2 separate regions of the Homo sapiens genome follow, and region 2 is linked to region 1. Evidence: read pairs that join two places in POLR2A ChIA-PET (ENCODE). Cell type or tissue: GM12878. All regions are shown on one strand. Each heading gives the region's core, and the rest is flanking DNA. Links, peaks and the distances in the headings are about the cores only. Region 1 overlaps HS3ST3A1 (heparan sulfate-glucosamine 3-sulfotransferase 3A1). Region 2 overlaps HS3ST3A1 (heparan sulfate-glucosamine 3-sulfotransferase 3A1).

Evidence for each region. Peaks named below come from ENCODE experiments on the same cell type or tissue, not always from the same donor. Only the 100,000 strongest peaks of a DNase experiment are listed, where the experiment ranks them.
Region 2: POLR2A ChIA-PET joins it to region 1 with 5 read pairs; 3 of 35 experiments call an interaction of 5 or more read pairs at or near these places.

The regions. Positions count from the first base shown.
Region 1 is chr17:13,576,960-13,585,298 of GRCh38, reverse strand. All of the region lies in intron 1 of HS3ST3A1 (heparan sulfate-glucosamine 3-sulfotransferase 3A1), which reads left to right. Among named protein-coding and RNA genes, the nearest start is that of HS3ST3A1, 21 kb to the left of the region's middle. RefSeq lists silencers at 1,020-1,220, 3,140-3,340. In GM12878, for the core only: no CTCF peak of the experiment used is centred there; no DNase peak of the experiment used is centred there.
Region 2 is chr17:13,507,670-13,516,013 of GRCh38, reverse strand. All of the region lies in intron 1 of HS3ST3A1 (heparan sulfate-glucosamine 3-sulfotransferase 3A1), which reads left to right. Among named protein-coding and RNA genes, the nearest start is that of MIR548H3, 32 kb to the left of the region's middle. In GM12878, for the core only: no CTCF peak of the experiment used is centred there; no DNase peak of the experiment used is centred there; H3K4me3 peaks cover 612 bases; H3K27ac peaks cover 624 bases.

The sequences.
Region 1 (8,339 bases), core at 340-8,339:
GAACCCGGGAGGCAGAGGTTGCAGTGAGCTGAGATTGCACCACTGCACTCCAGCCTGGGCGACAGAGCAAGACTCTGTCTCAAAAAAAAAAAAAAAAAAAAAAAAAAAAAAAGCACAGAAAAATGAGTATTTAGATTGTAATTGGCGGCTAAATGGTTGTTCATGGTATAGTTCTTTCAAAGTTTTGCTCTAACTTACATTTCCACAATAAATGCTGGTAATGAGGATGGGAGGATGGTTTCAAGGTCCGTGGTATCAAATACTACAGAAAGGATGAATACAGGTTTTATTATTTGCCTTGTGAGTTAAGAAGTCATTGGTGACCTTGAAGCCAGGTGGGCTTTTGCGGTGTGACAGAAGCCACATGGCATGGGGTGATGAGTAAATGGAAATGTGTCAGAAGACACAGGAATGTAATGAACTTCACCAGTGTATCTGTGTAATCTTTGCCACCTTCCCTATCTTTCCTGGACTTGAGTCACCCAATGGGATCCTCATACTTGCTTTGTGATGATTATGACTAGTTATCCACGTGAATAAAACTTCCTGAGATGAAAAGAGGGTTTAGAATGTGCTTACTGTATTTTTTCCTGGTTACTGCACCTATATGCCCTGGTTTCTGTGTTTATGTGTTTGCTTATGTATAGTGGCATGATTAATTGTTTTTTTAATCAGAGAGTTTTAGCCAAATCAATCCTTCCTTTCTTCCTTCCTTCCCTCCTTCCTTCCTTCTTTCCTTCCTTCCTTCTTTCCTTCCTTCCTTCTTTCCTTCCTTCCTTTTTTCCTTCCTTCCTTCTTTGCCTCCCTCCCTCCCTCCGTCTCTCCCTTCCTTCCTTCCTTCCTTCCTCTCTCTCTCTTTCTTCTTTTTTTTTTTTGGAAATTGCAGGTTGTGCTCTTTGGATGAATGCTTATGGTTTCCATCCTTAATGATTAAACACACGTAGCCATGTAGCAACTGAAATGCCTGTTTAATTTTCGTGAACATTTTGGTAAAAGCATAGTGGTTCTTCTTCAAGGCAGCACTTGTACCAGTCTATTCTAAGCTCCATTGCAAGTATGAAAATAAAGACAAACTTGCTTTAAGAATCTCCATTTTTTGAATACTTGCTTGAAGATTTCATCAGAGAATGAAGAAATTTAAATACCTTATGGTTTTTCCTCATTAACATTGAAGGCTTTTAAAAAGTTTTAACCATTGGCTATTCTTCCATCAGTGACATATTTTTATGTGTTCACTATGAATACCAGATAGCACATAAAATCCAGGTACTCTTTGCTTTGCATTCAATACTTTCCTTTTTCTTCTCTGGAAATCATGGTAATGGTGAGAAATCCTCAAAAACGAAGCAAAGCAAAAACCCTCAGGAGTGAGAAAACCAAACCAATGTATTATTGCTTTATTGTCTGACTCACAAATGTACTGCTCATGGCAAAACAAAACCAAACTAAGCCAAATACCGTTGTAGTGTTCAATTTCTCATTTAGTTCACAGCGAATATTTCTCTCCAACTCATAGAGGTTCGTAGAGAAAAGAAATAGAGAAAATTTCAAGCTGAATGTTATTTAAAATAAGTGGAGTGACTATGTAAAGTTCAACAACTATGTTCATGTCATCTCTTTAGATTTAATATTGGGATATTGCAAATAATTAATGTATTTCACCATGAGTTTCTTTTCCAGTTTGATAAAAAAATCTAAGGGTAGGCCTTTAGCAGCATGGTGACGTGTTAAGGGGCATTTTTCTGGAGGGGATGAGGGAGAAGAGAAATTGAGAGTATGAGGAGCCCAGAAAACTGGAGAATGTAAAAGCTGGTGGCTTAAGTTTAAACAAATACGTGCCTGAGATCTTCACTTTTCTAATATCCTGATTAAAATAAAGCCAGACTCCTTGTGACTCTCTGCATATATGTAACAAAATTTAGAATATTTCATTGCATGACCAGAAACTCCACACAACTGCAGCAGAGGAGAAAATAGAAAACCAAAAGGGGAAGAGAAAAGAGAAAGTAGCCCTCATCAAATGCTTCAGAGGCCCACCAATAAAAGGGCAAAGAGGCCAACATGAAGGGGAATGTGATTTAACGGCAGTTTCAAATTTTCTTAGTGGTCGAGTCAGATTTTTTCAAGGAATAACTCTGAAGACTTCTGTGAGTCCTAAAATTCACAGATGCCGAAATGTTTGTATCTTCTCTACGTCTCCCGCGTCTCATGCCTTTCTATGGCCGTGGATTTCCAGTGGATTTCCTCATACCCACAATTTATTGCCTTTCAGTTACCACTATAATTTTGTTCACAAAGTTGCATTTTTCTCTCATATCTGGAGAATGAATGGCTGTAACATCTTCACAGGAATTTAAACTATCTGCCTCTACAAAATTAACAAATGACTGAGTCTCAGGAACTGTGCAGGCTACTTACACATTATCAAAGAGCAAATGTGAATCTTTGCCTGCCAGAGGTTACTCTGTATTACAGCATTATCTAAAAAATAAGTCACTCGGAAAGACACCATAGTATTTTAAATATGATTTCTGATAGACTGATTGATTTCTCAGGGAAAGAAAGCATGAAAATCATTAAGTAATATAATGAATGAGAAAGTAGTACTATGCAAATGAAAACGTGATTATTTTGAAATCTTAGAAATACGTTGGGCATTAAATGTTTCATTTCACGTGCAACTCCTTGATCGTTTAGCAAACCACATCAGTGGACAGATTATATTTTGGCTGTATTCATGCAAGCATGTTTTTCCTTCATTTATAAAAAAGCAAATAAAGCATAGTTCATTTAAATAGCTACATGAGTATATTGATTTGGACTTCTGACTTATGTATTCCTATTATCATAGTATACTAGCACAGTTGTAAAGGTTCGGGCAAAATTATTGCCCTTTTAAACAGGAAGTTCTTAAAAACCAAATAATAACTGGATATTTAAGCAACTTCAATACATTGATTTGGGCATATGACTTTTATGTATGCCTATTATCAGAATTGCATAGAATATGCTAGCTCAGTTTTAAAAGCTCAGGCAAAATCATTTTCCTTGAAAACAGAAAGTTCTTTTTCTTCCTCCCCAAGGCCGCTAAAAATTTGAACTATTGAACTCAGATTTGAGTGATGATGTACTATACTTTGCCAAACGAGTTGTTTCCCCTTTTATAACATCCATCAGAAAAAAAAAAGAGGAGGAACACTTCCTGTCATTTGTTCATTGGTCAAACTGTTTGCCAGGAAAGTCTTTTTTTGTGTGTCTGTTTGCTTAAGTCAAGGTAATTTTAAAATAGGAAGAAAATTTCACACCGTTCTCAGGTGACATTTAGGAAAGAAAAAAGTATGAGTCTGTGTGTTACATTCTATTGGCACAGAAATGCCCAGACAGTAGTTAAAGGGCGACCCCCTGGGAACTGAGTTTATTTATTCTTATCTAAATATAAAGTACCTTGTTATTAAGAAAAAAGTACACTATCACAAAATCTCATTATTAGCATTGGAAATGAACTTGGGGTCATTTAGCCCAATACTTATCTGATAGACCAAAGTTTATTAAAACAGTTCTGTAGCTATTCTAGTCATCAAATCATGTTTTTAAGATAAGTTCTCAAAACATTGATATAACATAACTTATTTGGATGGTAAAAATATTTATTCAGTCCATTGCTTGCTTGCCTGCTCATTGACAAGCACATTCACATCTATTTATTCTGTATTTGTGTGGCTAGTTGTTTTCAGACAGTGTTGGGTGTGTAGACAACTTTAGAAATATTATTTTATTAGCTTATGTTAAAGTTTATTAATTAGGAAGTTTCTACGTTTTTTTTTTTTTTTTTGAGATAGAGTCTCACTTCATCACCCAGGCTGGAGTGCAGTGGCTCGATCTCAGCCCACTGCAACCTCTCTCTCCCGGGTTCAAGTGATTCTCATGCCTCAGCCTCCTGAGTAGCTGGGACTACAGGTGCGTGCCACCACACCCAGCTAATTTTTGTATTTTTAGTACAGACAGAGTTTTGCCATGTTGGCCAGGCTGGTCTTCAACTCCTGACCTCAGGTGATCCACCCACTGCAGAAGCTTCTACTATTATGTGTATATAGCACATATATAAATGTATATGATAGACATATAAGTTAAGTCAGTTCTGCTGTAATGCTTGTATTGAAATGCAAATTTGTTCCAATGGAATTAATATATTAATATTAATATCTTTGAGCATACCATTTGACCATAATGTGAGCTTTGCATTTGCTTATGTGCATTTTCATTCACAAGAAACGGCAGTGAATACAGAAAAGCGAAAGTTGCACCCAGCCTCACAGGAATACACAAGCACACACATGCAGGTACATGCCCCAACCGCCTACCAGAGACCTCAATTGACTGTGTGTGTTCTTTTTTTTGTTTGTTTTTGAGATGGAGTTTTGCTCTTGTTGCCCAGGCTGGAGTGCAATGGCGTGATCTCGGCTCACGACAACCTCCGCCTCCTGGGTTCAAGCGATTCTACTGCCTCAGCCTCCCGAGTAGCTGGGATTATAGGCATGTGTCACCACGTCCGGCTAATTTTGTATTTTTAGTAGAGATGGAGTTTCTCCATGTTGGTCAGGCTGATCTCGAACTCCGACCTCAGGTGATCTGCCTGTCTCAGCCTCCCAAAGTGTTAGTATAACAGGCGTGAGCCACTGCACCTGGTCCACTGTGTGTGTTCTGAGTCTTACCCCTAAAATCTGGCTTTAAGCTGGATTTTACTTTACTATGTTTTTCTTTTTAAAATTATTATTTTTTATTAACTTGTTTTTAATTGACAAATACTAATTGTGTGTATAAATGTATAAACAGGGTACAGTGTGATGTTTTGCTGATCTGATTTTAGATAACCTTCCATTCACCACTTCACAATAATTCACAAACTGCAACCCCTCCAATGCCCACTTCCATGAGAAAACACTAGGGCTTTTTCAAAGTCAAAGTGTCATTTTTATTTTAGAATTTCTGGATTTCTTAACCATCAACATGTATGGAACTGTGTTACCATTGTTATTTAGGTTCTTTTTATTTTTTTTAATGTACCACTGAGAAAATTTTAAGTGTTGTACCCTAATCCTATTTTCCTCTAAGTCCTGTGGTTTTTTTAATCTGTGAATTTTTATCAGCATAGTGATTTGAAGAATGCGTGTGTTGGCATTATAGCACAACAGACTGTATATGCTGCCCCTTACGAAAAACATGGCAAATGCAATGGCAAATGCAAGACATGGCAAATGCAAAACTGGTAGCCTTGCTTTTGTTTTGTTTTTAACCTAATTAAGATCATAGTATATGTATAATTTCTTTTTTCTTTTTTTTTTTTTTTTTTTTTTTAGACAGAGTCACTCTGTCACCCAGGCTGAGTGCAGGGGCACGATCTCAGCTCACTGCAACCTCTGCCTCCCAGGCTCCCGAATAACTGGGATTACAGGCAAGCGCCACCACGGCCCCACTAATTTTTGTAGTTTTAGTAGAGACAGGGTTTCCCCATGTTGACCTCAGGTGATCTGAGGAGTTCTGTCAGTCTCCCAAAGCATAATTTCTTATGATTTTTTTTTTTTTTTTTTTTTTTTTTTGGAGATGGAGTCTGGCTCTGTCACCCAGGCTGGAATGCAGTAGTGTGATCTTGGCTCACTGCAACCTCCGCCTCCCAAGTTCAACCAATTCTCCTGCCTCAGCCTCCCAAGTAGCTGGGATTACAGGTATGCGCCACCTGCCCAGCTAGTTTTTGTATTTTTTAGTAGAGACAGGGTTTCACCATGTTGGCCAGGTTGGTCTGGAACTCCTGAGTGCAAGTGATCTGCCCACCTCGGCCTCCTATAGTGCTGGGATTACAAGAGTGAGCCACTAGGCCCAGCCTAAATCCTCTTTTAAGAGTATCTCATAGTAATCATTACCCCTTTAAGGTACTTTTTAATTTGGGACTATTATAAGGGATACTTTTGATGGGAATCTTTGTTTGTAATGTTATTTCTAATATTGAGTAAGAGTTTAGAATACATTTCAAGAAGTAGAATCATAAGGTCAAAGGCTATGAACATTTGATACATACTGCCAAATCGACGTCCAAAATGGTTGTATGATTTTACACTCCCGGCAGTACTGTACCAATAGAACAGTGGTAGAGTTTCCACATCTTTATGATGCTGAAACAACAAAGACAAAAAATTTCATTAAAATGAAAAAACGTGTCCAGTTATATGAATGGCTTTCTTTTTTGAAAAGATACACAGTGCTAGGCATCTGGGAATTTAAAAATATATAATTATGTGATATGGTCAAGAAAATGTTCAGCTTATCTAGTAATAAATGTTTTCCTAGGTAGCTGCATGTTGCTTGCATATTTTGTATATTTAATAAAAATGACAAATTTGAGTATCTTTAATAATGAAAAATCAACATCTATTTTGAATACATGAAGTAATTCAAACAGTCAAATACTTGACACACCTGCAAATAATTGCTTATATTGACATGATCTCTGTAATTCCTCTTACTCAGGTAAGATTTTGTTATTAGGGTGTGTCTGGTGTTATGCTAAAAATCTAATCAACATTCATTCGTTCAGTATTACCAAGTCTCTTTCCTGTGGCAAGCACTGTACTGAACACTGGATATGTATGTCTAGGAGAGACTGGGCCCAGGCTTCAGATTAGATTGAATAAATTTTCAGACACCACTGTGGAAACCCTGACTTTTTTTTTTTTTTTTTTTTGAGATGGAGTCTGGCTCTGTCACCCGGGCTGGAGTGCAGTGGCACGATCTTGGCTCACTGCAACCTCTGCCTCCTGGGTTCAAGTGATTCTTCTACCTGCACTTCCCAAGTAGCTGGGACTACAGGCGCCCACCACCAAGCCCAGCTAATTTTTTTTTTTTTTTTTTTTGTATTTTTGTAGAGACGGGGATTTCACCGTGTTGGCCGGGCTGGTCTTGAACTCCAGACCTCAGGTGATCCGCCCACCTCGGCCTCACAAAGCTCTGAGATTACAGGCGTGAGCCACCATTCCCGGCCTGGAAACCCTGACTTTTAAAAAGATTTTAAGCATTTTTTAAAAGATTGCATGGATTCTGTTGTCTGGATGTCCCATAAGTCACTTAGGCAATCCTTATTGTTCAATGTTTAACTTGATTCCAATATTTCACTATGACTAAAACTGCCGTGGACTCCTTGTAACTAAATCTTTAATGCTCACCTATCATTATTTTCTTATGATAACTTCTCAGCAGAAAAAATGGCTGAGTAAAGTGATATATGCATTTTTTAAATCTTTTGACGCCTGTTACAAAATTGCCCTTTGGAAAAGTTGTATCAAATACTGTCTCTGGTAGTGTGAAGATGCCCGTTTTGATTGGGTTCTAGATTAAGAGCTATTCTAAGAATTCTTTTGACACACACACACACACACACACCAGAAACTGCTACCAAAATTTCTTGTCTTCTTTAAAATAGTCACTAGACTTAAAAGCTGGGGCCTGAACTTGATGCAAATGGTAGTCATATTGACTAGGATAATAAAGCACTTTCTAGTAGGGATCTAGCCGTGGCTTTGCCATTAATTAATTGGTGAACTTGTACATACTTGTGTTTTATCTCTGACTGAGTTTTTTTCATCTTCTAAATAAAAATGTCAAATTTGGTGATTTCTGTTGGTTTCCTCCAAGCCTACAGTTGTATTATTCTATATGTATTCTGTCCTGGATTATGTAAATTTTGACTAAGGAAAGCTTGTGGGTATGACTGTTGTCATGAATGTCCTCAAGCTCTCATTATTCCTCTGTCCCGGGAGGGAGAAGTTAGCTGTACTGGTTTCCTTGCCAGACCAAAAGGCTCTTCAGAGTGGAAGGCAGTGGGGAAGGAAGGTCTTCTTTCATGAGGCAGTCAGAAAGCAACCCCAGGAATACAATGAACTGATAATAGCTTGGAGAACTGGAGACTAGCAAGATTTCCTCCAGTCCTGGCCAGGCAGACTCAGGGTGAAGAAACCTTAGTTCCATGAATTAATAGCATGCTGAGTAGGTGTTATCATTTGGCTGTGTCCCTACCCAAATCTCATCTTGAATTATAGCTCCCATAATTTCCATGTGTCATGGAAGGGACCTGGTGGAAGGTAATTGAATCATGGGGGTGGATCCTTCCTGTGCTGTTCTTGCAATAGTGAATAAGTCTCAAGAGATCTGAAGATTTTATAAAGGGGAGTTCCCCTGCACACGCCCTCTTGTCTGCCACCATGTAAAGCATGCCTTTGCTCTTCCTTTGCCTTCTGCAATGATTGTGAGGCCTCCCCAGCCATGTGGAACTGTAAGTCCATTAAATCTCT
Region 2 (8,344 bases), core at 61-8,060, 69 kb after region 1:
AACTTTTAAAACTCAGCAGTAAGAAAATAAACAGCCCCATGTAAAAATGGGCAAAAAACTGTAATAAACATTTCAATAAGGAGGCAATTAAACACATAAAAAGACGTTCAACATCATTCATCAATAGGAAAAGGTAAATTAAAACCACCATGTGATACCACCACACAACTATTAGAATGGCTAAAATTATTTTTAAAAACTGATAACATTAAGTGCTGACAAGGATGTGGAGCAAAAGAAACCCTCATACATTGCTTTTGGGAAATGAGAAATGGGAGACACTTTTTAAAACAGTTTGGCAGTTACTTATAAAGTTACACATATACTTGTTAAATGACCCAGCAATTTTGCTCCTTACTATTTAGCCTATGGTAAAACTTGTATTCACATACAACCTCTGCAAAATGTTAATAACAGTTCTAGTCATAAACATTGAAAACTGTTACTGACCACGATGTCCTCCAGCAGTTAAATGGATAAACAAATCGTGGTGCATGTAGGCAATAGAATACTATTCAGCAAAAAAAAAAAAAAAAAAAAAACTGAAACAAACTGGTTGGACACAGTGGCTCATGCCTGTAATCCCAGCACTTTGGGAGGCGAAGGCAGGCAGATCACCTGAGGTCACGAGTTCAAGAACAGCCTGGCCAACATGGTGAAAACCCATCTCTACTAAAAATACAAAAATTAGCCAGGTATGATGGCACATGCCTGTTATGCCAGCTACTCGGGAAGCTGAGGCGGGAGAATCGCCTGAACCCAAGAGGTGGAAGTTGCAGTGAGCCAAGATAGTGCCCTGCACTCCAGCCTGGGCAAAAGAGGGAAACTCGTCTCAGAAAATATATGTTATTGCAATTTTATATGTCTCAGATCTAATGTGAAATTTCCTATTCTAGAACATTTTTTATTGAATGTATTTTCTTCCAAATACATTGAAGAATTATACAATATTTTAATTAAATCCCCTTTCCCTCTTCATTTCCATTTGAATTGGCATTTCATAAAATGTAAGTACTAGTTTAGGAAGAGATGACTTTTTAGTACATATAGTTCATTAATCTAGGAAAATTATATGGCTTTTATTGATATAAATTTTCTTTTATGTTCCTCAGTAAAATTCTTATTTTGTTTTATATTTAAATTAACATTTAGCAAAACTGACATTTCTGGAAGACAACTCTATGAAATCCAGTATGTGTACTGATTTGCATAACCAACACCACCATCTGAATATAAAACAGTTTCATCACTTTAATCTCATGCTATCACTTTGTAGTCTTACCCTCTCCTCGTCTCTGGCAACGTTTCCTCAAAAGGAAACGCCATACCTATAAACACCTGACCTCCCATGATCCACCCTCCTTGTCCTCTCAAAGTGCTGGGATTACAGGCATGGGCCATCACACCCAGCCAAATTGCAATAATTAAAAGAGTGCTCTACTAATGCCAGGACAAGCATAGAACAGTATCAAAACTCCAAACACAAAATGAAGGATACATAGCAACTTAGTATATGATGTAGGTGGCGTGTCAGTACTGGATAAAAGGACAGGTACTTGTTCATAATTTTAAAATATATATATTTCAAATTTGACTTTAACCATGATTTAAACTGAATTTAAAAATAAATAAAATACAAGTCAAAGATGGATATTTATTTATTTAATGTTAAGATTAGAAAGGCCTTTCTTAGGAAACATCATAAAGGAAAAGCAAAAGTCATAAAGAAAAACATTGATGGATTTAAAACTATTTTTTAAAAACCACTATAAATAAAAAAAGAAACAAGAAAGGATAAACTGGATGTTTGCTACCTAAAAGACAAGGGATAAATATCATTAATGTAAAGAAAATATTTGAAATCTAAGAAAAAAAATCCCATTAGAAAAAAATAGACAAAACATACATAACCAAAAAATGTCTTTGAAAATCATAATCTTGATAAACATCTGGGAAATGGTCTAATTGAAAACATAAGTATTAAAATATTAAAAAATCATTTCCCTATGCTTACTAGAAGCAATTTAAATATAATACAAAGTGTTAAGGAGTGTATGAGAAAATATATACTTTAATATACTGAAATGGAACCAAAATATTTTAAATAATATATTAAGATTCAAAGACAAAATATAAATACCTTCATAGAAGTTTTACAGTATGGCTCCAAAGCTTTTAAAATACTCATGCCTTCATTTCTACTTCGAGGAAACAATTAAACATGTGAATGAAAATGTTTGACTTTAGAAACAACCCACGTATCCAATAATAAGGGATTCACTAAACACTTTATGGCATTTCATAAAATAGGATACTGCGCAGCAATTTAAAACGAAGTAGATGTGTAATTAATGACAAGAATGGTGTTTCTATTTATTCCAGAGTGCAAAAGGCAGTTTAGAATAGTGTGTGCACAATATAATTGAATTTTATAAATAAGTTATTAACATAAAGCTCTGCATAGAATGAGATCTGCATGGATGTATTTTTAAATGCTATATCGGAGCGGTGGTTGAGTAATTTTACTTTCTAGAATTTTGTGCTTCTCTGGGAATTTTCTAAGTTTTCTGTAATGAACCTTTTTTGCATGTAGAATTTTTTGAATGTTGTTGAAGTTTAATTTTTTTAAAAGCCCATTTGGAAAGCTGCTATTTTCCAAATGGGCTGCTCCCCCCAGAGCCTAGCATGTTTCGTTTTCCTGTGCTGAAAGAAGAGGGATTTCTGTTCCGTCACACAGATGTGAGGCGTCTGCAGCATTTCTGCTGCGGTGGAGCCACCTAGTCCGCGTGAAGTGCCTCATCTGGAAAGTTTAGCTCCTGACAGCCCCAGGCTTTTTTGGAATGGACAGCCTGTCTGCCGGCCTTGTTTTCCTTCACCATGACTTAGCTCTAAGTCCTGGTGTGTTTTCTTCTGGCCCACCCTTTACATTTCAGGTCCCTGAATGAAGGCCCGCATACCCTATGTCTGAACATTTAAAAAGTTATGAATCAAGCTAATAAACTGTTACATGAAATACATCCTATTCTCCTATTTTGACAAATATTCCCTCCTAACAACAAAACAGAAAAAATATATAAATCTATTATTTTTCTATGTCTGAAAGTTGGCAAATGACCAAAAATGACTCAATTTAATTATTATTGCTCATTTGGGCATTCTGTTGATGGGCCAGCAATGTTGGGATGAGTAATAAAACAAAGACATACGCAGATCATGAACTACTACATACTTACGCAGTACAATTTATTTTTTTATCCCTTAATTTCAACAAAATACTAATTATGCTACAATCAAGATTTTGAATACTAATTTTATTCTACTGACAGCAATGGTCTAAAGCAGGAGGTGAAAAATGTTTTATGAAAAGGTCCAGATAATGAATATTTTGCAGGCCACGTGATCTCTGTCACAAGTACCCAGTCCAGTGTTTGTGGTTCAAAAGCTGCCGAGAGGATACATTTGCAAATGGACATGGCTATGTTTCAATAAAACTTTATTGACAAAAATAGCTGACCACCACTGCTATCCAATCCCAGAGCACTTTCATCTCGTCAAAAGGAAACGTCATGCCTGTTAAGCACTCACTCCTATTCCCCACACCCCTCAGCCCTTGGCAACAACTAATCTGCTTTCTGTCACTATAGATTTGCTTATTCTGAATGTGTCATATAAATGGGATCATGCAGTTTTTTTTTTTTTTTTTTTTTTGAGACGGAGTCTCGCTCTGTCGCCCAGGCCGGACTGCGGACTGCAGTGGCGCAATCTCGGCTCACTGCAAGCTCCGCTTCCCGGGTTCACGCCATTCTCCTGCCTCAGCCTCCCCAGTAGCTGGGACTACAGGCGCCCGCCACCGCGCCCGGCTAATTTTTTGTATTTTTAGTAGAGACGGGGTTTCACCTTGTTAGCCAGGATGGTCTCGATCTCCTGACCTCAGGGATCATGCAGTTTAAAAAACTAGCTGGTGTTGGCCTGTGGGCCATAGCTTGATGACCTCTGATCTAAAGGATTTTTGAAGTGCAAGTGTACAAATTTGAATATATTTTGATCCAAAATATGAATTAAAGTAAATGTAAAATTTAAGAAATGAAAATTATTTCCACGTGTATTTAAAAGTTGTCTTTATTTCTAAAATATTCCAAGTTATCTATCAAAATTCAAAGACAAAATATAGATTCTAATTAATAAATATAAAATGTTGAAATAAAAATTATTTTAAATTGACTTCCTAATTTTTAAATTGTAATTAAATCTCAAACATATTTATAAAGTTAGAACTGTTCTCCATTCTAGCTTTTAACATCCATCTAGTTGCCACTAGAAAGAATCAGTACCATGCTTCAGCTGTTTCATCTAGACCTACATATTTATACATGTCAGAGTGGCATCAGTTGCTTCATTATAAAATATGCCCCTCCACCTCCACGTGCGAATGTTGTGATTACCTCCATAATGTGTTAATATCTTCAGGACCGTGAACTGGATTAGGAGGAGAAGCAGAGAAATGAGCACTCAGTAATACCAGGAAATGATACTTTTACTTCAAGAGGCTATTTCATGCTCTCTGATAGGAAGCACTGGATAAGCTACTTAATTTGATTTTTTTTCTCTTAGCTAACTACTTCCCTCACCCAAATCCTTCCCCTAACTTGAAGCAGTGTCTATCTGCTGCAACACAACCCCTGTATGTTCTCAGCATTTGGCCCTTTTGTTTTAAAGACACAGGGCAAGAGGTTTGCAGAAGCATTTCCCTGGGATTTAAATATGAGAGTGGATATTTAGGGTTTCTGGTTGCACTATGCTGATGCTGGAGTGACGGTTTCTGTAATAAATTTGTGTGTGTATGCAATTTGTGGGAACTACCAAATTGTGGGACTTAAAGTCAGAGCCCTTCTTACCTGTGTCCCTATTGGATGGATGGTTTTACTTCTTCGTAGTGGTACGTGGTACAGCTGCACTAAGAGGCTATGTAAAATGCCAACTCCGGGATGGCTTTCCCAAAGTTTGTTTTGTCTGCATGCCTCATTTCATGATGACATTATTATTTTGGAGGTTTTATATCATAAGAGTGATTAATAAGAGATTATTTTGGAAGTTTGTTTTGATCTGTATGAGACAAAATGTTTCTCCTTTTCTCCTGTTCAAAATCAAGGACATGGTGGTGGGTGCCTGTAATCCCAGCTACGCGGGAGGCTGAGGCAGGAGACTCACTTGAACCTGGGAAGTGGAGGTTGCAGTGAGCCAAGATCTCGCCACTGCACTCCAGCCTGGGTCACAGAGCAAGACTTCGTATAAAAAAAAAAAAAAATCAAGGACACTGAGATATTCACACAGGGTGAGGATGGCAAATTTTAGAAAGAATATCCTAGCAGTTCAAGACCCCAGACTCCTGCCAAAATCATAGCTGCAAGTCACTTCTCCTGGTTCAAACTTAAAAGACATATTGATTTAGCACCTACCGTGTGTCCAGAATCTAACTAGTAGAATAAAATAAACTGACAGAAAAATAGCGAATGAACAAACAACCAACAACAAAAAAAACCACCATCGCCAAAATATGACGAAGAACCTTTCTAAAATTTTGATTTATCCTCATCATGTTTCTCTCTCAGCTTCCCCACTCTCCTTAGATTGTTGATTTGCAAGCAAGGAAAAACACGTTTTCCCCCCTTATCTCCAGCTGCACATATGCAAAGACTCGATAATTCCTGGCTGATGAGAGCTCTCTGTTCCGAAGCAGCTGCCTGCAGTTGCACAAAAGCCGATAGCACAGCTCTCAGACTAATCATTTATAAAACTCCTGTCAAGAGCGCAGATCAGCCTAGATGTGGGGTTTGCTGTGGCAGCCACCACAGAGCCAGGAGAGGGGCCTGCCCTTGGCCCAGGCTCTCCCCACTTTGAATAAGAATTCCATTCTCCCCTTCTAGATGCTGACCTGAGAACCAGGTAGGCTGAAGAAAAGCCAGTTCTCCCTTTAATCAGGACTCAACATTTAATGTAACTTTCACAGTTCAGAAGCACTACGAGGGAATTCCACCCCCAGCCCCCAAGATGAATTTTGTTTTTCAGATAATCAAGCCCTGGGCACATTATATTTCTAGAATTCAGGCAGAATAATGTAACATAGAAAGAACAGTGAGCCAAGCATCAGAAGACTCAGAATCTAAGCCTGGCTTTTTGTGTTCTTTCGGCTGAATGACTTAGGACAAGCCCCTTCTCAAACCTTTCAACATCTGTGAAATGAAGCAGCTGGATTAGGGGATTTCTAAGGTTCTTTCCAGTTCTAATTTTTAGTGGTGCTGCTTGGAAGAATACAGTCCTTGCACTTTCCTATCTCTGGTAGATTCTAGATTCTTCTCTTTTTTTCTTCTATCTTCTTGCTCTCTTCTCTGTCTCCTTGTAACCTATCAATCTCTCTCTGTCTCTCTCTCGCACACAAATACACACACACTTCTAAGGGCTTGTAAATATCGATCAGGCTTTAGATCCTAACTAACTTAATTACATTTTATTTCTGCTGTGTATTTGTCATCATTTTTATGGACACATTAAGAATAATTCTTTAAGACATTTCTATTTTGACTGATTTTACATGGCCCCTCATTTTACTGAAATACACTCACTTTTTCATTCTTGTGCTTTTAATTTTTCTCTATTTATTGTTCAGTTGAAATGAACCTTCGAGTTTGTTTGTTTCCCAGGGTTACATGGGTGTTAAGTTTTTTAAACCATTGCATATCTGAAAATGTCATTTTCATATGTCATCAAATGAAATAAAACTTAGCTGAGCATAAAGGTCTTTTTCCCTTTAAGCTCTTCTCCACTTTGGGCACTTATTACTGAAGGCTAAAGCCCAACTCCCCCGTCTCCTCCTTCATTTGTCAGTAGCCTAGGTGTCATGTTATTTGTTTCTCTTTCTGTTTAAATGCCAGGAAGTACTTCCTTTTTTCTCAAACTCTAAAAACTTGCTAGTATTTTCAAATTGTGGATCTCTGCCAGGGCCAGGACCAGGGTGAGGCAAGATTGGCACTTAGGCTAAAAAAAAAAAAAAAATTAAAGAGATGCTTACCCTCAAAGTAGGAAATATTACTTTTTGCTTGGTACACAAAGAATGTCGGAAGTCCAGAGATGGCCCCACGGTGGGGAAGTACAACATATTCCTACCTTTCCCAGGTGGTTTCTGAGGCTCTGATCATCTTACAGATTCTGACATAATTAGGTTGTTTGTGAATTTTAGTTTTCAGTGTTGTAAAGTTATTTCTTTGGATATTATTTGATACTTTGATAGGACATTGATAGAAGCACACCGGCTCCTAGGAGACAGAAACCACTTTAAAACAGAATTTGGGACAATGCCTACCGTGTTAGAAATGGTATTTTACATCTTATGAATACATGAGTTCCCTCAATGAAGTTAACATAGAAAGGGGGATCAGGGGTTGAAGCAATGAGCCTTGTAAGTTACTGGTTTATTTTTACTGTTTCTAAGAGTCAATGAAAGAGAAAATGTGTGGAATTGCTTGGGAAACTCTAAGATCCAACAGAAACATAAAGGATTCTTACTTGAATTTATGAGCCCAAAACACTCTCGCCCCTTGTCTTCCAGGAGGACTCTTTGATCTGACCTGACTACAGATGGATTCGTTATCTTTTCATGAGGTTCCCCAAAATTAACGATCAAGAGTCCTTGAGTTTTCTCTCCTCCTCTGGAGTCCAGGGAACCCTGTGCTGTTTTCTTGAAGTAAGCTTTGGTACATATTGTGTCATAAAGACTAGTGAGAATAAGAATCAATTTTTTTTTCTCTTTCTTCTTTACCTGGTCGTTAAAAGTTTTAAAAGGAGTCTGCTATCAATGGCGCTGGTCAGTGTCCTGGGCTCTAACCCTGATGTTTAGCTTATCTTGATGATGATTTGGTTCTTAGAATTGCATATCCAGATTCGGTTGGTGTGGGAGCTGCTTCAAAAATATAAGTCTTCCTCTCCCACAGAAGCCAATTCAAACAACAAGTAAAGGGAGTTTTCTTTCCATCCTTATAAGTCACGTTTTCAGAGGGGTCCCACATAACAACAGCAGGAAAAGAAATATTGATGTGAGTGGGCTCGGCCCAAGGGATGGCGAGCTGACAGCACAGAGAGTTCCCAGCAGTTTCCCCTGCTCCCAGACACACACCATCGAGGACCCACAGGAACTACCTTCTTGCCATGGCCATGAAAAGAGCATGTTTTTCTAGCATGTTCTGCTGCCAGAGGCTTCCAAAAACAGACACAGTTCTGTTTGGCTGTATAGACTTAAAAAAAGTACATGTACATGGGCCAGATTTATTTATTCCTCAAGGCACACTACCTT